Regions from separate parts of the Homo sapiens genome. Here region 1 is linked to region 2. Evidence: chromatin contacts called from ENCODE Hi-C or POLR2A ChIA-PET data. All regions are on one chromosome and are shown on one strand. The core of a region is the stretch at or near the end of the contact, and the rest is flanking DNA. Distances in the headings are between cores, read along the strand shown.

Region 1 (6,871 bases), core at 3,831-6,330, 270 kb before region 2:
CTTTGAACTTTAGCCACAATATTTTGAGATTCCAGGTGAATTTAGAGCTACATTGCCAAAAGTAAACAAATCTATAAATGTGGTCATTTTTACCCAGAGATGTCATTATGGACTTTTAGATTAATACTTGGATGTAACATTGTGTTGGGGTATTAACATTATGCTGCTAAATCTAGCAGAATGAATAACAACATCATAGGCATGAAAAAAATTTCTTTCTTTTTTTTTTTTTTTTGAGACAGGGTCTTGCTCTGTAGTCCAGGCTGGAGTGCAGTGGTGCAATCATAGCTCACTGCAGCTCAAATTCCTGGGCTCAAGCGATCCTTCTGCCTCAGCCTCCCAAGGAGCTGGGACCACAGGTGTAAGCCATCACACCTGGCTAATTTTTTATTTTTTTGTAGAGATAGGGGTCTAGCTATGTTGCCCAGGCTGGTCTTGAACTCCTGCACTCAGGCAATCCTCCCCGCTCGGCCTCCCAAAATGTTGGGATGACAGGTGTGGGCCATTGCCAAAATAATTTCTTGAATAATGATGAACATATGTGAACAACACCCTTTCTCACAATGTAGCTCCCTAAGGCCTCATGACTACACCCAAATTCTCCCAACTTTGCAAGCATGCTGCAGTCTTGAGCATTCTCCCAACACATGCATTGGATGCAGACCCAGGGCAATATTCTGGCCAAATCATCATGTCAATGTCTCTCCTCAGCAAGTTCTCTAACTCCTGATGTATCTGGGAAGCCTACATCCTCTGCATTTAGAAGCACCACTGAGAGGGGCATTGTAGCTGCCACCTGCCCTGCCCCGCAACTTCATATAAATGTGACTTGTTAAAAACAACACAAGCCACTTAAATAATCCAAACATACAATCAGAGAAGAAGAAAAAAACATGAATACTTAATACTTAAATAATCCCAACATACAATCAGAGAAGACTGTTAGACACATTGCCAAAAAAATCATCTACAGAAATCTTTTCAGTATTTGTTTTCAATACTTTATATTCACTTTGTTAGAGACCCTCAGGAACTGAGGACCTTACCCCCATTTAAGAGTTCCGGCAAATGAAGACTAACGAGCAACTAAGAAAATTCATATCCTGAATCATAGTTTTACTCAATGGGAAAATAATTTGATTTAAAAAAAGGTTGCTTCAACAACTTTTTGGAAATATACCCACTGTGTAAAATGAGACACCTCTGTAATATGTGTTTTGTCTCCTATGTTTCACCTGGGTACTAACAAGAGATACAGAGAGTATATTCAATTTCTTAATACTATGTACCCTCTCGTCAGCCCTTGTCTTCTGAGAAAGTTTAATTTCTAGGCTCTGTAGGACAGTGTTGGGTGCTCTACCTATCGATCGAGGCCTCTCAAGAACCTGGAGCTGAGGAATACATGTCTGACTTTGTTTTGACTTGGGTATAGCAAAAGTTGTTTGTTTTTTAACCGAAAATGGGTAGTTTTTGAGACAGGGCAAAAGCTGAGTGTCCCTGCTTCCACTGTGAAAATATTTGACTTATTGGTACTTGAATAAGACCAGTAACATGCTAAATATTTATCAGATCTCTTAAAACAAAGAGCCTTCGAATAGTCCACTTTTCTTCCAAAAGAATCTGTCTTGATGAAACCACAATCATCAAGCAAGAATGGCTTTCAAGTGGCCTGTGATTCAGGTGCCAAGCAACAGAACTTGGTGATCCTCTGATTTTTTTTTCTTTAGAATCCACATTTATAACTGTAGCATGCTCCTGAAGTTTCATCATCACCATGACCTTAAACCAGTATTATTTTTGCCAATTTTCTTTTCTTTCTATATGGCAGAGACTAAGGAACTCATGATACTGTGTTTCCTATTAATAAACTCTAATACGTTTCTAAATTATCAGATCACCCCTTATTTAGCATTATTATTCCAGGCTGAATCATTTTGCTTTTTATTTTAGGCTATCTTCTTTTTCCCCTCTTTCTTCACTAATATCCTCATGTATTTCTCATTTTATATATTTTTAATAGGTAATACATGACATTAATATGGTGCTTACTTCAAAGAGCAGGATGATAAATAATTCCCCCACCCTGTCCACCAGACTTCCCTTCACACTCCAGGTAGCAGTTACTGATTTTTTCACATTCTTTTTTAAAATTAGGGGGACCAAAACCGTATTAGATTTTTCACGTAGTATGTAGTTAATGCTGAATACAGCAGGAGGCTCTCTTCCTGGCTTTGTCACATCCCACTTCTCCTAGACATTTCACTCTCCTCCCCCACCCAGCCCAAAATGAGTACTATCGACTCATCAGCAGCACTCTCTGAGTTGAAGATTCTACTTTGGAAGCAAAGAATAAAAGTGCTAAGAAGGAGCCTTAGGGGTCATCCAACCCCAAACTTTCATAAAGAAGTGAGAATCCCCGTGAGTTTAAGATCACACTCTGAGTTGGAAGTGAATTCACTATGGCAATTTTTTTTTTCTTTCAAATACTCTGCCCTCTTGGGACTGGTCACACTTCCCTGGCCTGAATGTGTGTACAGAGCCTCATTTGTTCCTATTAAATCCTATTCTGTTACTTAAGGATAATTTTTAAAAGTGTGAATAATATTCTTATAATTATTACTAATTTAAAAAACTATTCCTATTCATAATGGATCCCAAAGAAGCAACATCAACACAATTTTACCTTACTCTTTATTATTTTAAAATCTGGTCCACTTTAAAGTATTTAGTAATATATATCACTAGAACAATCCTTAAGGGAATAATGGTATTTGTGGAAGGCTGGCTCTTTGTAGAACTGATTCAAAGTATCTTGATTTCAATTTAGCATAATGGGATAGCTTTGTCATAGGGCTTCCCCAGAGATCCTATTCCATCATAGTTTACTGCAGAGGCTGGGCTTGTGGAAGAAGCACCCTTACTATTACCAGCAGTAATAACGACAACAATAAGGGCTATCCTACTGGCAAGTGCTTTACACACATTTCTCATTTAATCCTCACAACCACCCTTAAATGCTCTCTTAACTCATCTTCACTTAACCAACTTTCTGGACCAACCACTACTCTCCATTCCCTTTAAACTACTTACTGATGCTCATGGCTTACTGACTCCCCTAGCACTGTAATTTACTTGTGCCCTTCTGCTCCCACCAGCTGACTTGTAGGTGTACCAAGGGTCAAACAGGTTGTTCCCAAGCCTGTTTATGCCAGTTGTACTTACTGTAAATATGTAATTTTAAAACACATCACAGAAACAATGACACACAAGTTATAAAGTTAACTGCAAAAAAACTTAAATGCTTTAGAAATATTCATTATTTTTGCTTAAAAATCTACTGTTGAATTCAGTGTGAGTGAGAAAACTATAAGCTAAATTGTAAAAAGAAAAACTAGAATCTAGAGAGTCTATGCTCTGATGTTTTTGCAAATGCCTTTAAATTCCTGCTCCATTTTAAAGAAATCAAAGACAGTAACGTATTAAGGGTATGATTTATGCAGGAAAGACATAGAGCAACCTGTCAGGTACCCTCTTCTTAGAGAAAAGGCTATCATGCTATACGAAAGGCTGAAAATGGATATAGATATTTATGTTTTAAGATAAAATTATACATTTAAAGTCTTATTTGTTATGATTCCCTTCTTTAAACAGCTAGTACAATGAATGCATCAACTACCTATCTGGATCAAGTCAATGAAGAAGCCTTCTACTGAAATTTATTCTCATTTTATAGATGAGGAAAGGAGGCTTAGAGGTCAAGTAACTTGTCCATAACTATACCTCTAGTTATTGGAAAAACTGGACTTTAAAACCAACTTGTCTGACTTCAAAGTTGTTCTTAATCAAGACTGCCTCATTGTTTATGTACCAACTTGAATCTCTCAAACACTATTCACAGCCTTATAATTAATTCCCTTTATATAGCAATGTCTTACTGTGCAAAGCAGAAGACTAAAGCATAAAGTAATCCATTATAAATCTTTTAGCTCCATATGGGTTTTGCTGGGCTTTTCCAAAAGGATGCATCTCAGAAAGGCTGGCTGTGAAACAAATCTCTAAAGCAAACCCTGTGCTCCCATTGGCTTCACTGTCTAGCTCTAGCCATGGAATTTGTCTGTGGAAATGGTCCAAAGTTTTAGCAAGGAATGACTACCCTGGAGTATGTTGGGAGTTTTAGCCTTCCTCCAACCCACAAAAATCCTTTATAGCATTTTCCAGATTTTGGAGCCCCCTGCTCACCTGGCTTCCTCATCTCCACACCCTGCTCTTAACTGACTGATACCTGAGATTTCCTGAGAATGTATTTTACCTAATAGAATGTTGAGAGCTGGGGTGGGGATGGGAGATGGCCGGAATGAGATTTAGTGTTTAACAGTTAGAAAATATACCCTAGATTGACAATAGTTGATGGCACTAACATTTACCCTCACCTCGGTACCTAAGACCGTGAAATTCAAAGGTTTAATTTTTTGAAATTAAAGATATCAAAGATATGTGTAAGCTACAGTCATGAGACATCTTTCTTTAGTGTAGCCTGAGTTTACTCGGGAAATCTTAAAAGAAAAAAAAATCAGTAAATGCAAATTTAAAAGTTTTCCTGTCTGTTTGTAGAACAGCTATAGTTAGTCTATGACTCTAAATCTTGTGAAATAACAGAAATCATAAGACTACAGGGCTCAAAAAGGGTCTTACAGAAGCCATCCTGTTCATCTCCCCTTTCCTCCTCCCCTCTTCCAGGCTAGTCCAACTTAAGCCATTTATTCCAGCCAGAATCCATCCTATTTTTAAAGTCTGGTGGGGAATGAGAACACAACTGTCTTCCTCTGTAGCTCATCTAGTGTTTAATAACCCTCACTGTCACTGAAGTCTAAAAAAATCTTCCTGGATGGGGGATGGAGAGCACAGCCTCATGACCCAAGGTGCATGCAGCCCATGGAGGTCTCTGGCTTTTTCCAGGCAGAGGGATCTCCAACACATGATCAACTAGCAGGCTTCTCGCCCACTACAGCATTTTTCTGATCATTCCTCCCCAAGCCTTGGAAAACAGACACTAGGCATGATGAGGAAAAACACAGTCCGGTAAAAACCCTGGACTCTTGGAAACAGGAGAAGGATCAGCCGGTGGCAACATCGAGTCCTCTGAGATATCACTGAGTCATGTTTACAATGTAGTATGTATTAGGAAGGCCAGTGCCATACTAAAAAAAGTTTCCCCCAAAGGGGAAGGAAGCTAAAGCTAAAAATATACCATGCCAGCTGTTATAAATGCTTCTCAAAGAAAGCAAACCAACTCTTTCATTAGTTACCTCTTTGAAGAGCAAATGAGGGGTTAAGGAAATAATGGAATTTTTCAGTTACATGCCAGGTTGGCTAGATTTTTGGGAGGAAGAAATTTTCCACCGAGAAAGAAAGTCTGCTGGTAAAAGGCAAAATAATTCCATGAAAGATTTCAAAGGAACTCCAGACTACAACAGTGGCTCCAAAGGCTTTGGGTGGGGATGACCTGCAGCCTGCAAGATAGAATCAGGGTCCCCAGGCTTCACCCTTCCTTTTTAGGTTCCAAGAGGCCATTTGCAAAGGCCTCTTTCCTTGCCAGACCCATCTAGAGCTGAGCTGCCTGGTGTCTCTCCCTCTCTTGAATATCTGTGTTCTGATGGTTCTCACAGGCTGACTGAAATGCACTTGAAGCGGTTTGTGGCCTTGTGAAAAAAGGTGAAGGGCAAAAGGAAGAGGAAGGACTTCATGAGCAAAACAAGTACCTTTGAAATCGCTGACTCTTGCCGCATTAGGGGCTGAGAGAAATGGAGGTTTTTTTCCCGTAGCAGATCAGGGGCTCCTAAGGGAGCCACTTTCCCTGAGATTCACTCCTACTCGTCCTCCACTTTGCTTGCAGAAGTTGTTTAGTTTCAGATGTTGGCTCTATGAGGCCTAGCAGCCATCCTTTCCATAAATGCAAGGACTTCCTCTACCCCTCAGGAAGACCAAGAACAAGGACCAAACCAATGTCCTCCCCCGAACCCCTCCAAAATCCAGGCACTGAATATCCCAAGTAATTTTTGTTTTTTAACTTTTAATTTTGACGTAATTATAGATTTACAAGAAATTGCAGAAATACTACCCAGAGACGTCTCATGTACCCATCACCCAGCTTCCCCCAAGGTGACATCTTACGTATCAATAGTGCATTATCAAAATCAGAAGCTTGACATTAATGCAATACAACTAACTAGACTACAGGCCTTATTCAGATCTCAGCTGTTTTTACGATCACTAGTTTTTTTGGGTATACATTTGTAACTATGGCAGTTCATCACATGTATAAATTCATGTAACTATCTCTATAATCAAGGTATGTTTTTAAAAGTCTGTTAGTATTGAAACTGATTTGGTCAAATAAGTCAAAAAGGAGCAAGAGTAACAATAAATGTCACTAAGGTGATTATGACAGAAGGCTAAATGATCAATATTATCACCAAATATTTAGTGAATTCCTAGGGACATTTTCTTGTTTATTTTGGAAATTCATTATTTTCATGAACATGTGCCTAGTGAGCTCAGGAATTTATTAAGTCCCTACTGTTCAGCAAACATTTATGGCAGGGTGGGCAGACAAGCTTCAGCTCACATGCCATCTCTTATTGAATTATAGTGGTTGCCTAGAGGGGCATATTGAGGATGATTCAGAGGCCACATCTGGGCTTAGCAAGAGACGGCCATCGTCCAACAAGGTGCTCTGCCACTGCAGCTGAATCTGTGCCAGGAATTTGACATTTCCAAAATTTCTGTGACTTTTTGAGCCACACATTATCCCAGGTGCTGGGAAATACGGATAAAGAAGATACAACCCCTATCCCCAAGGAGCTCACAGTCG
Region 2 (6,917 bases), core at 3,343-5,842:
ATACATTTTTTTCACTTGGGCTCTGAATCTCACCTCCTCCCTTTTTATCTTTGCTTTTGCATTGAAGTTTTCTTTCGTCAAACATACTGAGTCTGTTGTCTTCTTGGCAGGGATTACTAACACTTTTATTTATCGGAGCTGAACACCTTTATACCTCATTGAATCCTTAAAACAACTTTATGAGGTAGGTGTTATTATCTTCCACATTTTTCAGAAAATGAAACAGACTTTGAGAGTCAGAGTTACTTCCCCAAGGTCACTCTAGAGTTATGAGTAGAGCAGTGATTTTTGACTCCAGTGGTGCCCTTTTAACCTTCAGCAATGCTTCCCCACATCTGGTTTCAATGTCGATGTCTAGTTCTTCCTTAATAAGGAACTGGTGGTGATGACTCAACCCACGTGGCTAGGGGAACAGTTTAGGTGGTAGCTTGATTTTTCTGTTTGCAGCTACTAGGGATTTTCTAGAAGGTCCTACATTGTAGTCTCATTTCCCACTTACAAGGCTGGCATTCAGAAGCTTTTATTATTCATAGAGTTTTTCGGTTTTTGATTATGTATGTGTTCAACGTTAAAATTCAGAGTCTTTATGGATCAATGTTTCTGGAAAGCTTGGCATCCATCTTAGGTGCTCTGCAAGCTGCTGGCTGCCAGCTTAACCTAAGCCCATGCTATGGTTTGAATGTGTCCTCTCCAAAATTCATGTTGAAACTTAATCCCCATTGTGGTGGTATTAGGAGCTGGGGCCTTTTGGAAAGTGATTAAGTTATGAGGGCTCTGCCTTTACGAATGGATTCATGTTTTATGAAAGGGCTGGAGGGAACTAGCCTGGGCTCTTCTTGCCCTTCCTTTCTTTCCATCAGGTGAGAACACAGTGTTTCTCCCCTTCAGGGGATGCAGCAATAAGGCGCCATCTTGGAAGGAGACAGCAGCCCTCACCAGACACCAATCCTGCTGGTGCCTGAATCTTAGACTTATCAGCTTCGAGAATTGTGAGAAATAAATTTCTGTTGTTTATAAATTATTCAGTGTAGCAGCACAAATGGACTAAGACAGCCCAGAAATTGCTGCATGATGCTGTAACGTCAAGTTTGCTAAGGTGGGTCTAGGTTCCTATGTGGGTTCAACACTCTCTGAGTTCTATGGCCCCTGAAAGCTGCCCCTGGGCCTGAGATAATGTTGTTACCATAGGGATGTGCCACTGGAATGAGGGACAACACATGCTAGTCACTCAGAGGCTCTCAGGTTCTGGGTCACTGGCATTCCAGAGTCTTTTAAAAGGCTATTTGCGAAGGCTGCAATCCCTTCCTAAGCTCCTCGACTTCTGAGTGTGTCCTTATGGTCTACCTCCGTAGAACGATAAAACCTGGGCATGACTCTTTTCCTTGCAATCCCAATGAGCCTGACTAACCCACTCACACATCAAATGGTAAAATCTTCAATAAAGGAAATTAGAGAGCAATATGTCCCATAGAATCATTTAGTTTCTTTCAAAGATTTCAAAACTTCTTTCATTCAACAAAGAGGACATTCAGTTTACAACTTCAGGAAATCAAATGTGCAAAACTACCAAAAATAAGATTGAGTACTCCCTGGTACTTAAAAGGTGGCTAAATCATTTCTTGAACTAATTATTGGTGTTTTCCCCTTGTGTTCCTCTCTCCCTCCACACTTTGACAGTGATGAATCCCTTTAGGCTTCCTTGCCTTGGGAATTTTTGCAGGAAGGACAGAAAGAAGAAGCCATCTGATCAACAGCTCTTCTTGCCTCCTGTGAAAGCCCTCATTGCACTGAAGAGAATTTCCCAGGTGTCCCAGAGTGGGAGGATGGTGAGTGAAGGCTTTTGGGGGTCTAGGAGAGAGGAGGGAGCAGCTAATTTCCTAAACTGGGAAGGGATCAGAGAGAGAGATCTGTGAGTCCTGCAGGCAGTAAGGATCCGTCCCCTGTTCTGTAGGCTGTGGGGAGGCAGTGGCATCATAGAGAGGACAACCCTGGGGTGCCAGGAGGTACCGGAGTTCCCAACCTTGGCAAAGATTCTAATATCTGTCCGTTCTGCTACAGTGATCACATACATTTCCAGGACACTAGTATGACTCTCCGAAGGGAGACCACCAATAATGCCTGAGACAGAATTTTTCACTAATCCACTGGAAAGGGAAATGGAGTTGGAATAAAGTTACTTAAACATAATAAAGAATATAGCACCTTTGCCATAACCCAGCAGTTTCGCTCCTATGTATCTGCCCAAGAGAAAAGAAAATACATATTCAGAAAAAGACATGTACAAGAATGTATGTTACAGATTTGTCTATAATAGCTCCAGATTAAAAATAGCCCAGATGTCCATAAATAGGAGAACAGATAAACAAATTGTGATATATTCATACAGTGGAATGTTACAGAGCAATGAAAAAAAACCCTGTGAAAACACAAGATGGGTGAATTTCAGAAATATGCTGAATGAAAGAAGCCAGACAAGAGTACATACTATATAATTTCAATGATATGATGGTCTAGAAAAGACCAATCTAATCTATAATGCCAGAAAGCAGATGAGTGGTTGCCTTGGCTGTGGGTTAGGAAGCACCATGGTGGAAATTTTTTGGGTATTGTAAATGTTGAACATTTTGATTGTGGGTGGGTGAGTGTATAATTTTCCATACACTCATTGACTGTGCCCTTAAAATGGGTAAATATTATTTTCTGTAAATTATACCTTAATAAAGTTGATTTTTAAAAAGTGAATGAACTGCTGATACATGCAGCAATATGGATGAATTTTGAAGAGAAAACCCCAAAAGATTATGCTGAGCCAAAACAAAGCAGACACCAAGAATACATATCATATGATTCCATTTAGTGAAGTTGAAGGACCCGTAAAACTCATCCATGGTACTAGAAAGCAGAACAATTGTTGCCTAGGGGGTAGGTCATGAGAGAACTTTGTGGGGTGATGGAAATGTTCTCTGTCTTTAGGAGGGAGGTTACGTAGGTGTATATGTGTATTGAAACTCCTTGAATTATACACTTAAGATCTGTGCATTTCACCATCTTTAAACTATGCGGCTTATGAAAGACACATACAAATTAAGAACAATAGCCCTGGCGTGGTGGCTCACGCCTGTAATCCCAGCACTTCAGGAGGCTGAGGCAGGTGGATCACCTGAGGTCAGGAGTTCAAGACCAGCCTAGCCAGCATGGTGAAACCCTGTCTCTACTAAAAATACAATAAAATTAGCCAGGCCTGATGCCATGCACCTGTAATCCCAGCTACTCGGGAGGCCGAGGCAGGAGAATTGCTTGAACCTGGGAGGCGGAGGTTGCAGTGAGCCAAGATCACACCACTGTACTCCAGCCTGGGGGACAGAGTGAGACTCCGTCTCAGTAAATAAATAAATAAATAAATTAACCGGGCATGGTGGCGGGTGCCTGAAATCCCAGCTACTCAGGAGGCTGAGGCGGGAGAATTGCTTGAACGTGGGAGGCGGAGGTTGCAGTGAGCAGAGATCGTGCCACTGCACTCCAGCCTGGGGAATAGAGCGAGACTGTCTCCAAAAACAAAAACAAAACAAAACAAAGTGACTTTTTTTGCACATATGAAATTGTTAAGTCATTTCTGTACATTAACTCCCTTCATCATGGTTGTGTAACAGGCACTCCCAGTGCAAAGGGCAGAATGGATGACACAGCCACCAATATTGAGAAACTACATCCTGCTGGGCAGCCTGAAGCTCTCTACTTGCATGCTGCCGTAACCCAAGGTTTTGGAAAGGTACATAGTGAGCAGAAAAAAACATGAACACATTGTCAGCTCTGCCACATACAGAAAATAACTGAGAATCACACATTGTTCTGGAGGGGCAGAGCTACCTTTTCTCAAAAAAAAAAAAAAAAAAAAGAGAATCCTGGGAAAGGCTTCTCTTCTGAGTATGTGGCATAGGGGGCATAAAGCCTTGAACAAACTCTGAGCTCTGCCAACAAGAAAGAAGTGGGAGTGGGTTTGGGAGCAACCAACACTTTCGGTTACGCATCCCATTTTCCCCAGCTTCATAACTATTCTTTCCAAGTCTTATGTCTGAGTCACATGTCTAGATCCATAGCCCACCCACAACCACCACTAATTACCAGGTGAAATTGCTTCTTCCCCAATTACACAAACATCTTCTGGAAGACTGGGGACTGATGACCTATAGTCTTCTGTGCCCAGGGTTCTTTCCTCTTGGAAGTGCCTCATTATTCAAGGCAAGGGCCCAGATCATCCGAAAGCATAGTGGATTGCATATGGCATTTGTAACTGGGATGAGATGTTCTCCTATTATTCTCCCTTTGTGGGAGTCCTCACTAGTTAGTTGGTTGAGGATAAATTTACACCAATGCAGAGCTTTCCCTTTTATGTTACCACCATGTCTCTGAGCATCCTACGCCCCCACCTGCCCTGCCCTTGGCACTGGAGGAGTGCTGGGCAGAGTGCCAAGCCTCACTCCCACCTGGATGATCAGTGGTGAAGTATGGCTTGCTGTCAATTGGCAGAAACCCCGAGCTGAGCTGCCAAGCAACTCCCTGGAGTTTGGCAAGGTGGTGCTTGTTTCCTTAGAGCCTTGCAAGTTTCTTGAGGTCACGTTCTCCTAACTGCTCAGCGCCTCCCCCTTCCCTTCCTCAATACCAGCTTTATCTAGTTGGGGGTTGGGGAGGGTGCTGGAAAATTTCTCAGATGTGTATCTGAACTTTTTCTGTGTATCTGAAGTTTTTCTTAGACTAGATGCTTTGTATTTGCGGGCTTTGTTTTCCAGGGCTCCAAGCAGCTGACTTGTGTCTAGCTGTCCAGATTGGGAACATGGCTAGTGGGGGCAGTGATGGTAAATTGATGGAAAGAATTTGAACAAAGGAATTTGAGGGAAGGAGGAGGGGAAAGAAGGAGGGAGAGAGAGAGAACAAGCATATAAATTAATCCTTCTTTGAAATATTATCCAGCCCCATTCATACATGCAAGTCAAAGCAGGAACTTAATTCAGTATTTACTGCAAAAGTACTCCCATGGGCTAAAAGAATTAACGCAAATTCCAAAGAATACTAGGAATTGTTTGAACACAGAGAGTATAGATTTCTCACTGTCTATAATGGTCCTCCAAAATGTCAAGTAAACTCATTATTTTCCTCACTACCTTGTCTATGGTTGGTTGATCCAACTAGCTCTTTATCCTCTTTCAAAAGGGTGTATTCTCTCACAGATTATAGCTGCTTAATATTGTCTAAAGTACTGCTGCCCAGTAGAACTTTCTATGTTGGAGGTATCCTATATCTATGCTGTCTAATATAGTGGCCACATGAGGCTATTGAATACTGGAAATATGAGCGCTGGAAATATGGCTAGCGTAGCTGAGGAACTGAATTTTAAATTTTGTTTTTATTTTTTAATTAAAAATTTTTTTTGGAGACAAGGTTTCATTCTGTCACCCAGGCTGGGGTGCAGTGGCGCAACCATGGCTCACTGCAGCCTCCAACCCCATGGCCTCAAGCAATCCTTGTGCCTCAGCTTCCTGAAGTGTTGGAATTGCAGGTGTGTTCTACCTTGCCCAGCTTAATTTAAATTTAAATAGTCACATGATTAGTGGCTCCTGTATTAGACAGCACAAGCCTAAAGTTTACCTGTGTGCTCTGGTAATATGTGAAGGGGGCTTCATCCTACTGCAGCTTATATAACTGTGTGAATCAGTCAGCACTCCACCTGGCATAGAACAGGTGCTCAACAAACCTTTGTTGAAATACCTAAAATGCTACCCTTGAAGAAAGTTGGTGGGGAACCTGGGTTTTATGTAACCGCTGTAGGGGTTGAGGCAGGCAAAATTTCTCTTACAAATTTCCTTTCTCCTCAGGTGAAATAGGGGTAGCCCCTTCTAATTAAGGGTGGGTGCCTGGGAGACAGTTTCATTCTATGAGATAAGGTGCTAGCCTAGTCAGCAGAGAAGGAAAACACACATTTCAAGTGAAGCCGGAGAAAAACTTGTTGCCAAAAGGTAGGATTTCTTGGTATCTGGTGATGAAACATCATTTCCCAAGTTGTAGATGGGATTCATCTGGAAAAAGGGGGTTCGATTTCATGGTTTGGCTTGAGTAGTTCCCTGCAAACTCTCTCTCCCGAGCCCAGAAAGCTGCATCTGCCTTTCATTAGATTGTGAGTTCTCTTGCATAAATATTGCCTGATGCTGCGTTCTGCCGTGCCCGTGGCCTTAAGTACTGAATTAAATATCATTTGCCTCCTTCTTCGCTTTCACCAGGGCATCCAGTTAATCAAGTTCAGCTGAGCTTGTCTCCCAACTACTATCAAGCATGTTTACCCCTTTCCTTCCCACCTTCCACTGCTCTAGTTCAGATCCATAGCAACTTTTGCTTGGACCATTGCCGTGGGACCCGATTTCCAATCTAACACTCCTCTAATCAGGGTCATTGTGCACAGTTGGGCAGTTTGTGCACTGCACATAGGTGCACGACCAGGGTTGGTGGGGCTGAAGTATAGCTTGTGTTCCTACACTCTGGGGTGGGCCTCTGTCCATCTGCAGAAAGTAACTTTACAAAAAATGTTATTGGATTTTATTATTTTAAAAAAGAAATAGAGATGAGATTGTGCCTGGAATTGGTGGGTTCTTGGTCTGACTTCAAGAATGAAGCCACGGACCCTCGTGGTGAGTGTTACAGCTCTTAAGATGGCGCGTCTGGCGTTTGTTCCTTCTGATGTTCGGAAGCGTTCGGAGTTTTTTCCCTCCTGGTGGTTCGTGGTCTCGCTGGCTCAGAAGTGAAGCTACAGACCTTCGCAGCGTTACAGCTGTTAAGGCGGTGCGTCTGGAATTGTTCGTTTCTCCCTGTGGGCTCGTGGTCTTGCTGGGTTCAGGAATGAAGCTGCAGACCTTTGTGGTGAGTGTGAC

What was found. A loop is a pair of places that touch in the nucleus more often than their neighbours do. ChIA-PET counts read pairs that join two places held with the same protein, here RNA polymerase II (POLR2A). Pooled maps may share reads with other maps.
Region 1: POLR2A ChIA-PET joins it to region 2 with 10 read pairs in AG04449. The contact joins two enhancer-like sites. A Hi-C loop is called at or near these places in 2 of 50 pooled maps. POLR2A ChIA-PET finds 5 or more read pairs at or near these places in 4 of 52 experiments (AG04449, OCI-LY7, activated T-cell and 1 more).

The regions. Positions count from the first base shown.
Region 1 is chr14:54,710,805-54,717,675 of GRCh38, reverse strand. All of the region lies in intron 3 of SAMD4A (sterile alpha motif domain containing 4A), which reads right to left. Among named protein-coding and RNA genes, the nearest start is that of SAMD4A-AS1, 26 kb to the right of the region's middle. Within about 2 kb of position 5,080, at least 12 of the 41 ENCODE cell types and tissues checked have a DNase peak (open chromatin) inside an H3K27ac peak, as active enhancers do.
Region 2 is chr14:54,444,151-54,451,067 of GRCh38, reverse strand. No RefSeq gene overlaps it. Among named protein-coding and RNA genes, the nearest start is that of CNIH1, 6.2 kb to the right of the region's middle. Within about 2 kb of position 4,592, at least 11 of the 41 ENCODE cell types and tissues checked have a DNase peak (open chromatin) inside an H3K27ac peak, as active enhancers do.